Regions from separate parts of the Homo sapiens genome. Here regions 2 and 3 are each linked to region 1. Evidence: chromatin loops called from intact Hi-C (ENCODE). Cell type or tissue: endothelial cell of umbilical vein. All regions are shown on one strand. Region 1 overlaps DIPK2B (divergent protein kinase domain 2B). Region 2 overlaps NDP (norrin cystine knot growth factor NDP). Region 3 overlaps KDM6A (lysine demethylase 6A).

Region 1 (5,000 bases):
AAGAATATGCTTTAGAAGTCCATCACTATAGAAATGCACAGCAGTATTCTCATAATAAGTGAATCCCTTTCTTTAATTTGTTATGCTAAAATTTTCTCTAGCAATTTTGTCATCTTGCATTACATGCAGCTAAACAAGCTTTTCTTCTTTCTGCCAAAACAGCATCTATTAACAACATGCTGGTAAGACACAGCCAAAACCAGAAAAATTTTTACTTTACTTTGGCCCTCCCCTAACCCACCTTTTCATCTCCACCATAGATTTTTCCCTTCCTTATAAAAAAGGAAATATTAGCAGCCATTTTGTAAATTCTGCACCAACCCATTCTCCTAGCCATTAAGCTCAAGGTCATTACTATCTTATTTTGGCACCATCTTCTCTATCTCTCCTCACCTCCTTTCCAGAGACCCTTTGCCCTTAGGATTCCACAGCGGGCCCAGGGTGTTCTGCCACACTCTTTCTCACTTTCATGCCTCATCCAGGCTGCACCCAAGCACCTGCTTTGTTTGTTTGTTTGTTTGTTGAGACAGAGTTTCACTCTTGTCACCCCGGCTGGAGTGCAGTGGCGCCATCTCGGCTCAGTGCAACCTCTGCCTCCCAGGTTCAAGTGACTCTTCTGTCTCAGCCTCCTGAGTAGCTGGGATTACAGGTGCCGCCACCACACCCGGGTAATTTTTGTATTTTTAGTAGAGACAGAGTTTCACCATATTGGCCAGGCTGGTCTCAAACTCCTGACCTCAGGTGATCCGCCCACCTCGGCCTCCCAAAGTGCTGGGATTACAGGCATGAGCCACCATGCCCAGCCACACCTGCTCTTTTCTTTGTAGCAAAACTCACCTATCAGTTTCAAATGGATCTGTCTTCACCAAAGGTGGCCAAAAAATACCCTCGCCTATTCACCCAAGAGAATTGAAAACAAGTGTTCAAACAAAAACTTCTATGTGGGATGGACATAGTGGCTCACGCCCATAATCCAAGCACTTTGGGAGGCTGAGGCAGGAGGATTGCTTGAGGCCAGGGGTTCAAGATGAGCCTGGGGACCATGGTGAGACAAAATCTATTTTTTTAAAAAAACTTGTATATGAATGCTCATAGCAGCACTATTCATAATAGCCAAAAGGTAGAAACAACCCAAATGTTGTTCGTCAACCAATGAATGGATAAACAAAATATATTCTATCCATACAGTGGAATATTATTCAGCCATAAAAAGGAATTAAGTGCTGATACATACTACAACATAGGTAAACCTTGAAAACATTGTGCTCAGTGAAAAAAAAAGCCAAACACAAAAAGACACATATGATTCAATTTATAGGCAATGTCCAGAATAGGCAAATCCATAGAGACAGAGAGGAAATCAGTGGTTGCCAAGGGCTGAGGGGAGGGGAGAATTGGGAGTGACTGTTTAATGGGTACAGGATTTCTTTCTGGAGTGATGAAATGATTCTGGAATTAGATAGTGGTGATGGTTGCACAGTCTTCTGAATGTATGAAAAGCCACTGAATTGTATAATTTAAAATGGTTTAAATGGTTAATTTTATGTTATATGAATTTTACTTCAATTTTAAAAAGAATAAGCCATAGAAACAACTTCCCCTATTCTGTGACCCATTCACTTAGAGCCTTGTGATGGGCAGCTAATGTCATAATTTAATTTGTGCCGGGAAGTTAACAGCTAATGGCATTTCACTGTTAGCCCTCTAAGAAGCCATTTGCATGTAAAGCCAATATTGCGATGCTTTCACTAGTTCATGCATGACTATCTCAGCTCTTCCTAATATATTCTTGCATTCTTCCCCTACTAAACCCAGATGTGGCCCCAGAATTCTTCTCAATAGTGTTCTAAGTTAGCAGCCTCTGTCTTTGATCTCAGCTGGAATAAGAGATGAAACCTCTGAGTGATCATTCATCCCAGATTTGGCCAAACAGCTCCACCCCGTTTTTCTGATAACCCATCAGACATGAGTCCTAATTTCTTGTTTGGAAATCATGATCTTTCTGTATTTATATGGGAGTTTCAAGAGCCAACTGGGGAGCTATTATAGGATGCGTGGTTGGGAGATTTGCCTCATTCTTCAACTCACACCAAATGGCCCAGTGTCGGCTCAGCCTACCTGTCAGGCCAGTATCCTGGGATTCTCTCTGTGTGTGACTGAAGTGGCTTTTCTCTGATTTCCTCAAGAGCCGTTTTCCAACTGGGATCTAAGCCAGAGCCTTCAATTGTGCATATCTGCTTGTGTGTGTTGCTGTGTGTTTAGGGGAAGAAAAAGATGCCACAAGGAGCTCACGGGCTCTTTTCAGAGAACTGACAAGGCAGAGATGAGAGGAGAAAAAAAATCAAAGAAATAAAAGTAAACGAAAGGGAGGAGGGATCTGGCCGGTTCAGGGGCCTCAGAACTTTGACTGTCAGCCCTGCTTATGAATAAATAAAGTCAAGTTGGATGAAAAGCCCCAGCAGTCATCATCAGAGGCTGAGCCAGGGAGTCCCGGGCTCCCCTCCTGCAGGGCCAAATGCAGCTTTGTATTTAAGGACACTGCATCTTGAGCCACAGTGCAGTACAGCTACGGCAGGGCTGCTAAGGAAGACGACAGGACCAAGAATTAGGAAGAAAGTGAAACGATGCAGTGTGTGTGTGTGTGTGTGTGTGTGTGTGTGTGTGTGTGCGCGCGCGCGCCCTCGAGCATGTGTAGCACTTATGCTAATAACATCGTGACTTTTCTCCTCTAAAAGCTGCATTGTTCTGATGGGAATATCCCACAGCCTAAATTACTAGCCCACAAACAGAAACACAGCCAAGAACACTGCTCAGAGTTTATGATAAGGTGCTTGTTCACAAAACCACAAAGAAGGCTTCCTCTGCTTTTATGCCAAGGGCAAAGAGGCAACCACCCTAGGCAGCTGGAGGCTAATCAGGGGAAAACACATATCCTCCACTGTGTCCCGCTCCCATCCCCTCAACTACGATCCGATCTGACATTGTTCTAAGCAGTGTGTTCCTCCAAACGGGAATACACTAGATGGCCGCAGAGCCTTTCCCCCCACTAGATGGCAGTACAGAGTGTTCAGTCAGCTTTGTTTAAACGAGGATGATTGGCTATTTTACTTCCTATGTTTCCATTATTTTTTAAAATGCATAGAATAAGGGAAATCAGCAAATTAACCAAAATGCATGTTCATTATATAATCTAAATGTGGGTTCCGATGAACTAGTAAACAAGTGAAATTCACTTTTGTTTAAATGTAACTCAAAAATATGTAAGGGATGGTTATAGGACCTGTGCTAGGCGCTAGGAGGGCATAAGGGTATCAAGACAAGGTCTTTGCACTCTGGGAGATGACACCCCAGTGAGGGAGATAGACCATATTCGATTCGTTCTGATACAAGACACCCTGTGATAAAGTGTTTTAATGAAAATGAAAATTTTATGTTGGATTCACAGCTGGTTTTCAGACTGTAAATATTTTAATGCCTCACAGGCTACTAGGTCAAGGATGCTTCAAAAAATTTCCATTTGCTTGTTTGTTTGTTTGTTTTAACAAAGAACATGACTATATTGGTGCTGAAAAAGAAAAAATAGGCTGACTGGTGGCTGTATTATTTTCACACACATCTAACATTGGAGTCAAAGATGAAATGACTATTAGTGGAAAAGGAAATTTAAGCAGCTAAGAATGCCTCCACAGTATCACACAAGGCAATATTCCCTGGATATCAGCGCACATCCTCTGGCTGAATGGTCTTGGAGGAACAGAGCCCCTTCAGAGGTACATCAACACTGAAATCATGAGACCCCGTTCCTGTGACCCTTGGGAGGTATTCAGAGTGCTGTGTTTGTTGCCCGTGGGAGTTTGGGGAACCAACTGGACAGACATTATGGAATAGATAAGTCCCCTCTCAGCCCATTTTCTCCTTCCAGTCATGGAATTGGAAATGTTCAGAGTTGAAACAACTAAGATTTTGAATCATCTAATTTATTTAAGATTACAACCATGAAAACTTTGCTATCTCAACATTTGTGGCAAAGAGGTTACTTGGAATGGGTCAGAGACTAACCTGCTCATTTCCAAATTCCATTGTGTCACAGTCTCATAGAAAAGGGACTAATAATCACCCACTGTGCCCACTCAAATTACCCCTAAATTATTCTTGATGGAGCTCACGAATGAAAATGAGACAGTCGGCCGGGCGCGGTGGCTCACGCCTGTAATCCCAGCACTTTGGGAGGCCGAGGCGGGCGGATCACGAGGTCAGGAGATCGAGACCATCCTGGCTAACATGGTGAAACTCTGTCTCTACTAAAAATACAAAAAATTAGCCAGGCGTGGTGGCAGGCACCTGTAGTCTCAGCTACTCGGGAGGCTGAGGCAGGAGAATGGTGTGAACCCAGGAGGCGGAGGTTGCAGTGAGCCGAGACTGCGCCACTGCACTCCAGCCTGGGCAACAGAGCGAGACTCCATCTCAAAAAAAAAAAAAAAAAGAAAAGAAAAGAAAGAAAATGAGACAGTGAAAGGCTTCCCCAGTCCTGACACAGACAAGTTGAGAAAGAAAAAGGAGGCAAGAGAAGACTAGGGGAAAGATAGACATGAGACAAGTCACCAGTGGCTCCTTCCAGATGATGCTCAAATACAGAATACAGGCCGCCCCCAGCCAAAACGTAACCGAAGCCTGAATAATCATCAGAACAAACAATACAAAGCAAGCTTTGCTTTTACAGGGCTTTAAGCTTTCCCTAAACTTAGATGTTACCAATCAAGCCCCTTTTTTAAAAAATCAAGGCATCCTTTGTTCTATACAATTCTTCCTTTGATATCTCATTACCTCTATCCTGATGTACTCAGAAAAAAATGCTTTTGCCGTTAAGTGTGACTTGGCCCAGAGGCCTCTGGATTGGCTGTCCCTCTATGCATGTCCACATGCTATGAAGGAATCAAAGGTTAAACTATATAATATATAGTATTTATCTATAAAGAAAGTCACTTGGAAGACATCAGTTA
Region 2 (5,000 bases), 1.2 Mb after region 1:
AAATACTCAAACTGGCACAAACAGTAAACATCCATTAACTTAGTTACCATATTTAAGCTGAGCTTTTAAAAGAGAAAGCCTTATTTTTTAATGAAATTTTAAATAAAGTATACATTCACAAGCTCAAAAATCTAAAAATACGAAAAGATATATAGTGAAAAGTCTTTCTCTCATGCCTGTCCCTCAACTACCACAGGTAACTAATTTTGTTAGTTTCTTGGGTATCCTTTCAGAGCTTTGCTATACAAATATGTGTTTTTATCTCTCTCCATTTTAACTCAAATCAATACATAGAGTTTCTGCATCCTTCCATATATAGTTGGTTAGTATATTGTTGTGTGAACATTTTAGAATATAATTAACCAGTCCCCTATTAATGGATATTTCATGCTGTTTCCAATTTTATGCTATTTCAGCCATGTGCTCATGTGATTTCACATGTAGGATAATTCACAGAAGTGGAATTGCTGGGTCTAAATTATATACATTTGCATTTTTAAAAGGTATTGCCAGATTGGCCTCTACAGAGTTTGGACCAATTTATACTGAACTTTCTCCAAAATGGACTTGTTTTCCCACAGCCTTGCCAATAGGGTGCATGATCAGACTTCGGAATCTTTGTAAATCTGATTGGTTGAACAATGTATTTCAAAGTACTTTAATTTTCATTCTCTTAAATGAGACTTTTATTCTCTTAAATTCTCTTCTATCTTTAAGGGCCCTTTATATTTCCTTTTTCTGTGGAGAAAGTGGAAATGCCAATAAATACAACGATGCATACACATGTATAGGGTTTTGTTATTGATGTAGCTTGTTTTTGCCATCATGCTGTACATGATGTTCTTTAATTTGCTTTGCTCATTTAACCATACCTCCTGGCCATGGCTCTGAAGAGAAGTTGCTGGCAGTGCAGAAGAAGGGCCAGGACTGGAATGTCTGCTTCTCTCTTCATCCTTTTGCCATTGACTCCTGGGGGAAATATCTGTAGACCGAAGCAGTGAAATCTAATCAATTCTCTTTCTGACACTAATTAAGGCTTCAAAGAGACAGATAACCACTTGGGATAATTTAGTCACAGTGAAACTTGGGAAATGGTCAGTAATATTTCATCCTCTGAAAGTGGACCCCAAGAAAGTTCTGGCTCTTTGAGTTGTTGTCTTGGTAATTTTCAGGGTAACGTGTATAGGAAAACCCAGATTATGCAGATGAAAAGAAAACAAACATGCTCTTCTGCATCCTTTGCAGATTTGAAACTTTGGGCACAGGTTTGATTTATTTCAATGAGATGTTGCTATTAGCATGAACATAAAGTGGTGCAAAGTTGTGCTGGAATATGGTCTCGTCAACTTTGGGCTCACTGTCTGCATATGGAGATGATAGTAACTGAATCCATAGTTATCAAGTGGTGGCATTTTAGAACACAAAGGGACAGCAGATGCCATCTCTGTCAACTCCTTCCCTCTACAGATGAGGAAACTTGGGCTAGAGGAGGTTGAATGACTTGTGTAAGGCTTCCCCAGCTAATTAATGGCAGTGCCAGGACTCAAGTCCAGGTGGGTTCCCTCATTACTGGTCCTTGCCCTTCCTGCAATTTATAGGACTTCCCTGAGGCACATGTGCTGAGGCTTTGCTATTGCCAGGGATTCTGTGCTCTGAAACAGCCCTATCTCACACACCCCTTTCCACTTAGGATCCCCTACCTCACACTTCCAAGACAGCTAATTGAGGCTAAATGGGTCTGATGCCATTCTATTAGTGCAAAATAAATTGGCTTATGCCAACTTGAACTCCTAATCTTGATTTTATCAACACTTTGCCCTGTTTATTCAGACTGTTCATGAGTAGGAAGTTAAGGAAAATGTTGCCTATGAACAAAATGATCAAACTTTTATCTGAAATACCTTTGAAAGTTTTCCCGAAGCTTTAATTATCATGTTCCTTTTGTTTTGGATGTAATAGCAGGCCCTCCCAATTTTCCTAAATGTTTGAAAATATTTTTGATACTTTCTGTCTTCTGTTGTGGTTAAAAAAAAGAAGGCACCAGTGTTGGCTATGCCTGGGGAGTTAGTGAGGTAATCTGGAGAGATCTCTGGACCCCAGTCCTTTGTCCAAGAGGTATGGTCAAAAGAACAAAGCAAATTTCAGAAAAACCGGTATAATATGATCCTATTTTAATGGTAAGTCTGTTCCAACAACTGCTTTCTTTTTCGAATTACACCATGTGCCCAGGCTACAAAGGCTCTGCAGAAATGTGACTCTGTTGGCAAATACGCGTGTGATACCTTAACCATGCTGGAGGCCAGTTAGCATAATGTGTATTTCAGATGCAGTTTGTCATCAGTGCTGGGTGCTATGGGGCTTAAAACAAAAACAGGATGAGCCTAGAGCACAGAAGTGGAAAATTAGGTGGGTGGGTGAGTATGGACTTGGAAATGGAAAATGTGCTTCCCTGTGGGACATGGCTTGTGTTCATTAGTGCTGACCTGCCTCCTCTCTAGCCCTGTAAGCTGACGCTGACACCAAAGCTTGCTGAGAAACTGAATAGACCCTCCCGCCCCGACCAACCAAGGACAAAGATGAGACCACCCAATTCGGTTACGTTGTTGCCAGAACAACATGTTTAATCTTTAACATGGGTTCAAACTATTCTTGGCCCTAGGAACATGGACTTCAGCAATTAAAGTCAACATGTGCTTCCATTAAACCATTGTGTCCACCTCCAAATGGTTATAAATATGTAGCATAAGCTATGGGAGTTGGGGTGGAATGGATGACAGCCTTTGCTAATGACGCTCTAGAAACCAATATTCTCCTCTCAAAATAACATGGAAAAATTCTACTTAATACCTCCTGGGTTCCATTAGTGGTTCTGGGTAAATAATTCTGGGGAAAGTAATTTCTGTTTTCATTCCAGCTGTGCAGCAGATACTGTGATGATGGATTGCAAGTGCAAAGAGTAAGACAAAACTCCAGCACATAAAGGACAATGACAACCAGAAAGCTTCAGCCCGATCCTGCCCTTTCCTTGAACGGGACTGGATCCTAGGAGGTGAAGCCATTTCCAATTTTTTGTCCTCTGCCTCCCTCTGCTGTTCTTCTAGAGAAGTTTTTCCTTACAACAATGAGAAAACATGTACTAGCTGCATCCTTTTCTATGCTCTCCCTGCTGGTGATAATGGGAGATACAGACAGTAAAACGGACAGCTCATTCATAATGGACTCGGACCCTCGACGCTGCATGAGGCACCACTATGTGGATTCTATCAGTCACCCATTGTACAAGTGTAGCTCAAAGGTAAGACCAAGGTCTCTGTGAGGAGAGCATTTCCCTCAGAAACAGGCAAGAAGCCATATTTCTTTGTCAGGGGATGGAGAACTAAGATCATAGCCCAAACTTAAGTGATGTGGCTGGCCCACAGGGCTTGTGGGAGAATGAGGCTTTTAGAATTTCCCCCCGTGCTTTGCACTGTTATCAGTAAAAGTGCCTAATCAATCATGTGCACACCCATCCAGTGGGACAGGTGTCCTTTGTCCCTGGCTGTGATGTTTATGAGTGGTAGTGTGCTTTTCCAAAAAAGAAAAATGGAGTTTACAAGTCATCATAACTCTCTAGCTCCATCATCAATAAAGAGGAAGAGAATGCAAAGAATGCGATTGAGCAGTGGAACATACTTCTTGGAGGGCTCTTTAAAGAGATTCTTGGTGAAATAACTGGCTTTGTGGTCTGAGCCTTTCTTCAGGTGCTACATTTCTGTTCAAATGATTTCAAAAGATAAGATGGCAATATGATCATTTATCATTTTTACATTGCTTATCCAAATCGTTCTCATTTGGAAAAGGATGCATGTTTCTTGCAGAGGCAGTCCGTGCCTCAGTGGTGTGCAAGGGAATATCATGCTTAAAAGGCCACCAAGAGTGGCCAGCTACATGGACCACCCAGAAGGGAGGCACATTGTAGGGTGGAACATACGAGATCTCACGACTGTCACTGCCCCTAAACAGGCACAATGAATGAAATTTGTCCACACTTGGTAAATAATAATTTGTTTAGCCCAACCTCAGAGATTTTTACATTTAGTTTTGAGATGAAAATCACTTAAACATTCTCGTATGGCAAGTAATTTTTGAAATTACCAGTATAATTAAGAATTTTTTATAGTATCAATCACCAGAATTAAGACCATATAAGCCAATCCCTCCACTCTCCATTCAAAAACATTATGACTTTTGTATGCCTTGAAAATTTCCATTAATTTCTCTGATTATAGCTCAGTGATGATGATTCATTTTAGTTTAGGAGGATCAGAATTCGAGTTAAATCATTTTAACCATTATATTAATAAGATCTATGACTGTGGGAAAAAATAGAGATTTTCCACTTAATAAAAACTTTCTGGCTCTTATTTGTGCTTGTAGAACCAAAAAAAAATGGAGTAAATAGATGAACATAAATTTTTGCAGGGCCACAATTCCTTCTTAGGAAAGGGAAACTAAAACAAATTGAGAAAAAACATGAGAAGTGCTTTTACAAGTGTGATTGCTCAGAAATTGTGGGCCCATGTAAGGTTGACTGCAGCAATTATTAGTTTCTCCTTCCCTCCCCCTTCAGAAACAGACAGCATGAATATTTAGTGATTTTATTCCATGGATAATTTCTTTCCGTATTGAGTTGTCCTCCATAATCGTGATTCTTTTTTAAAAAAAGGAATTAAAATTATTTCAAAGAAAGTGTCACTATGATGATAGAAAGGAACAAAGAAATAGGAGCATCTATAAAAACTAGAAAACAATCTGGAAAGACTGGACAAAATGATGGAGGAGTACTTTGGCAACAATCACATTAATCTAGCGAAGGTCAAAGAAGAGACATCATGAACTCAAACCGAAGAAATTCACATGTGAATTCTGAGCATGAGTCTTAGAAACAGACTTTAGTGTACTGTTATTCACCTTTGTTTCTTCCAGAAAGCCATGGCAAATAACAGCGCAAAATTGTGATA
Region 3 (5,000 bases), 100 kb after region 1:
ACAGAAGTTGTTATTTTCCTGATGACCTGAAATGTGAAAAGAAAAAAAATTGGAGCTCCAGTGGTGCAATTGGTTAGCACACGGTACTTATACAGAAAAAAATTAATCATCACACTATAATTCTATAGAAAAATGGGTCTTTGGAAACAAAACCTTACAAATGCTCAACAGAGAACACTCTAGTAGTATTTAGTTCTTCATCACTGTAGCATTTTTGTGTCAACTCCTAACATACTCAGTAAGAGCTTCTATGATAGGCAGTATAATCATGGTTAAGAGATTAGGCTCTGGAGCCAGACTCCTTGGCTTAGTCATTAATTGAACCTGGGCAAGTTGGTAAACCATTCTGACTCAGTTTCCCTATATGTAAGAACAGATAATAATAATCTCTATAAATTGTTGGGTTGTTTTGAAGATGGATAAACTAATGAATGCATATAACAGTGCTTAATACAGATGCTCCTTAACTTACAGATGGGACTACATCCTGATAAACCCATAGTAAGTTGAAAAATACCTTAAGTTGAAAATGCATTTAATACTCTGATAAACCCACCATAAAGTCCAAAAGTGGTAAGTTGAACCATTTCAACTCAGGGACCATCTGTACACAGTAAGCAATAAATATTAGCTATTATAGATATCATTACCATTTTTTTCCTTATGAACTAATCTCCAGGAACAGTGTTTACCCCATAACAAGGTACTCAAAATAATGTTTTTTGCCCAACATTTATATCAGTGTCCAATGACAGAGTACAGAGCAGAACATAGTTCTTCTATCATTTATTCCAGAACTCTTTGCACTTTACCTGACTATGGATAAAATATCACAGAATTGGGCTTCTAATGGTCTGAGGATAACAATTATAACCAATAGTTCTAATCCTGGCTGTATATTAGAATCCTCTGGGGACCTCAGTTAAAAACCAACCAACCCACCCACCTACCCTCATGCCTGGATCTGAATCCTAGAGATTAATTAATTACATACTTTTAAAAAGCTACCAGGTGTGGTGGCTCAAGCCTATAATCCCAGCACTTTGGGAGGTCCAGAGGGAAGAATAACTTGAAGTCATTATGTGAACCTCAAAACAATTAGCCAGGCATGGTGGCATGTACTTGTAGTCCTAGCTACTTGGGAGGTTGAGGCAGGAGAATTGCTTGAGCCCAGGAGTTAAACAAGGTTACAGAGAGCTATGATCACATCACTGCACTCCAGCCTGAGTGACATAGCAAGACCCTGTCTCTTAAAAAAGAAAAAAGAAAAAAGGACAAGAGAATCAAATCAGCAGCCAGGATGGGGAACCACTGACCCATTTTACCCAGAAGCAAGCATAGCCCTATTCTGAAAAAATTCTTAAGCACGACTCAGTAAGAATGTGAACAAAGAAGGAAGCAGTCTGGTTTTCAAACCATGGCTGCATCAAGTAGCAAAGAGAAGCACCTGAGGGAGACCTGCAGCCCCAAGTACATTGGTACAGCTGAACTGGTCATCAACAGTATCTCTTCTAATTGATCAGTGCTGCGATTGTGGCAATTGTTAAATATTTTGAATATCACCCTGTGAAATTTCATGTCAATGCAAAAGAGCACAAAGAAGATGGTACTTCAGTACTGGATGGAAAATTTAAGTCTAAAAACAATGTAATTCACTTTATAAATGAAGAAAAAGACCTAAAGAAGAAATGTAACTTGCCAAAAGTGACAAGCCTAATTAGTGGCAAAGTCTAGACTAGTTATTAGAATGAGTCTAGTAATGTCTCCACATGATGAAGTTTTTTTAAAACCGTGAGTTGTGATCCACTTAGAAAACTGCAACCTACACTTTATTTTTTAAATGAAACAGAATAGAATAGATTGGAAAACGTATTGTTCAATAAAACTGCTGCTGTATACATACATGTGCATTCGGTTACATATAAAACATACTTTTTATTGTTACTTGGGTTAAAAGAAAAATTCAAAAACACTGCACCCCATCACTCTCTGCAACAGATGGGATTGACAACAGAGTCTTCAGGCCAAAAGAACTTATTTCCCAGTGGTGCTCCAATGACCCCTTTCCAGATTAAATTGTTATAATGTTTCTGGGCTATTACACTAAAAAAAGATAATGAAAAGGGGAAAAATCTTAATCTGAGCCCAGTTAAAAAGTCTTATAACAGGAACAACTCTCAGTTTTATTCATTATAAATGACAAGATTCTGGCTGTCTTTGCATGTTTCATATTTTGATTTTGTTTTCCATTTTAACAAGATATGTTAGTTCATACAAATTACCTGGTGTTCTGCTCCCTGGAACTTTCATGTATAGTTGAACTGTGTTCATGCCCAATATGGTATGACCAACATGGCTTAGAAGATTTCCTGCTGATACGACACGCACAAAAGCAGGAAGTTTAGTCAGCTCATGTAGCTGCAACTTCCACCTGCAATAAAATAACACATCAAAAGTGAAACTCTGCTACAAATACCTGTGGAAGTTTACCATTTCTTCAAAACCCTTGTGTTCCAATCAGAAAAAACAATTAAGTCTATAAATATTTTACTTTTCCATAAGAAAATGCTTAAATTTTTAATTTTTTCCAAAGAAAACTTCCCAACAAAAAATAGGCATAAAAATTATTCACCAATAAAAGAAAAAAACTATTTTAATAGTTGTACAATTATATTTTATAAATACATTTTCACGTAACTATTTCATATAATTAAAAATATAATTTGTGATTATGTAATTAGCATATAGTCAGAGTCTTGATGAAAAACTGCAGAAAAGTTTTAAGTAAAAAAAAAAATTTGGCAGGGTGCAGTGGCTCACAACTGTAACCCCAACACTTTGGAAGGCTGAGGTGGGAGGATCCCTTGAGCCCAGGAGTTCAAGACAAGCCTGGGCAACACAGTGAGACCCCATCTCTATTTTTAAAAAAAAATTTTAAAATTTTAATTGTAAAATGTAGCAAAAAAAGTTTAGCTTAAATTCATGTCAACTTAAAAAAAATGACAATAAATGAAACAGAAGAGGAAATTGTAGAGAATTCCCAATCTAGCACAGGATAACTCTTTGCATCAGTTCACAGAAATATTACTACAAGGACTTACTTTTTGTCATCAGATAGGTCAATATTGGTCCCAAACTTTATGGTTTTAAAGGGTCCTTTCCTCCTCCTCCCAGAACTTAAAAAAGAGACACAGTATTAGAAACATGCCTTTTAAAAAGAAATACTAAGTGGACATTAAAAATGACTTACTTATCTGACGATGTAGATTCACTATCTGAGTGGTCTTTATGATGACTTCTTTTTTCATTTTCTTCCTATAGATTAAGCAAAAAGCAGTCTAGTTTAGTGTTCTACAACTGGCAATCCTTTCCACCATACAACTGAAAAAAAGTTCATATCTAGATTGAATAGTATTATTTGTGTTTTGAAACTAAGTTTCATGTTTTTAATTTTTTGAGACAAGGTTTGACTCCTGTTGACCAGGCTGGAGTGCAGTGGTGCGACCCCGGCTCACTGCAACCTCTGCCTCCTGGGCTCAAACGATTCTCCTGCCTCAGCCTCCTCAGTAGCTGGGACTATTAGGTGCGCATGACCACGCCCAGCTAATTTTTGTATTTTTGGTAGAGATGGGGTTTTGCCATGTTGCCCAGGCTAGTCTCCTGTGCTCAAGCTGTCTACCGGCCTCAGCCTCCCAAAGTGCTGGGATTACAGGCGTGAATCACCATGCCTGGCCTTGAAACTAAGTTTCTATAGGCCTCTTACACATGAAAATTTCTTCAAACACCACATTAAATAAATAAATACCCAAGAAAGCCAGGCACAGTGGCTCATGCCTGTAATCCCAGCACTTTGGGAGGCCGAGGCAGAGGGATCACGAGGTCAGGAGATCAAGACCATCCTGGCTGACACAGTGAAACCGTGTCTCTACTAAAAATACAAAAAAATTAGCCGGGCATGGGGGCAGGCGCCTGTGGTCCCAGCTTCTTGGGAGGCTGAGGCAGGAGAATGGCGTGAACCCGGGAGGTGGAGGTTGCAGTGAGCTGAGATCACGCCACTGCACTCCAGCCTGGGCGACAGAGTGAGACTCGTCTAAAAAAAATAAAAAATAAAAAATAAATAAATACCCAAGAAAAGTTGAATCTCACCGGCATGGTATCCAACTTCCTCCACTAGCCACAAAGTTATAATACAGATTCTCATACCTGCCCCATTTTCAAGAGGAGAGAAAACTTGAGGAAAGCTGAAAGGCCTAGGGCATCCCAATCTTGATTATAAATGATATAAGCTAGCAGAGGTGTATGTATGTGTACATAGCTATATATGTGTAATAGTGGAAGATAAGATACTTTTTATTCTTGATTATGAACAAAGGAAAAGTTCTTCCAGGGGATATTTATTCCACAATGAATTACACACAAATGACAAAATGTTTAGAACATTGCTGGATACATATAGGTATTTTTCAATGCAAATATTACTTTTATTTACAACTCTTGAGTCACAGACATGATATCTGTTAACACTGTTTTATGATTTCTGAGTTAGCAATACTTCTGACCTTTGGCTTCCATTCCTTTAAATGTATAGTGTCTGAACATTTGTCAAACTTTTCACATGTAATGGTCCATGTCTTAAAGCATACTAAAAGACCCCATGCTGGCAGGGCACGGTAGCTCATGCCTATAATCTCAGCACTTTGGGAAGCCGAGATGGGCAGATCACCTGAGGTTGGGAGTTCGAGACCACCCTGACCAACATGGAGAAACCCCGTCTCTACTACAAATACAAAATTAGCTGGGTGTGGTGGCACATGCCTGTAATCCCGGCTACTCGGGAGGCTGAGGCAGGAGAACTGCTTGAACCTGGGAGGCGGAGGTTGCAGTGAGCCGAGATCATGCCGTTGCACTCCAGCCTGGGCAACAAGAGCGAAACTCCGTCTCAAAAAAACAACAACAAAACCCCAAGCTTTCTTTGGCTATGGAACCCTCCCCATTTAAAT

Evidence for each region. A loop is a pair of places that touch in the nucleus more often than their neighbours do. Peaks named below come from ENCODE experiments on the same cell type or tissue, not always from the same donor. Only the 100,000 strongest peaks of a DNase experiment are listed, where the experiment ranks them.
Region 2: a loop joins it to region 1, with 14 times the contacts of the local background. A loop is called at or near these places in 25 of 110 quality-filtered maps.
Region 3: it touches region 1 in a loop (2.4-fold over the local background); 11 of 110 quality-filtered maps call a loop at or near these places.

What each region holds. Positions count from the first base shown.
Region 1 is chrX:45,185,137-45,190,136 of GRCh38, reverse strand. All of the region lies in intron 2 of DIPK2B (divergent protein kinase domain 2B), which reads left to right. Among named protein-coding and RNA genes, the nearest start is that of DIPK2B, 13 kb to the left of the region's middle. In endothelial cell of umbilical vein, a CTCF peak has its summit at 3,012 (motif pointing right); DNase peaks (open chromatin) are centred at 2,226 and 2,906; H3K4me3 peaks cover 337 bases; H3K27ac peaks cover 1,258 bases.
Region 2 is chrX:43,956,767-43,961,766 of GRCh38, reverse strand. It overlaps NDP (norrin cystine knot growth factor NDP), which reads left to right. Exons shown (of 3, transcript NM_000266.4): 2 at 2,915-3,295. The coding sequence starts at 3,122. It overlaps NDP-AS1 (NDP antisense RNA 1), which reads right to left. Exons shown (of 6, transcript NR_046631.1): 4 at 873-982. Among named protein-coding and RNA genes, the nearest start is that of NDP-AS1, 9.5 kb to the right of the region's middle. In endothelial cell of umbilical vein, a CTCF peak has its summit at 3,105 (motif pointing left); a DNase peak (open chromatin) is centred at 3,076.
Region 3 is chrX:45,080,891-45,085,890 of GRCh38, reverse strand. KDM6A (lysine demethylase 6A) reads right to left here. Exons shown (of 30, transcript NM_001291415.2): 22 at 3,251-3,315; 23 at 3,102-3,176; 24 at 2,283-2,431; 25 at 1-26. Among named protein-coding and RNA genes, the nearest start is that of DIPK2B, 120 kb to the left of the region's middle. In endothelial cell of umbilical vein, no CTCF peak of the experiment used is centred here; a DNase peak (open chromatin) is centred at 2,380; H3K27ac peaks cover 960 bases.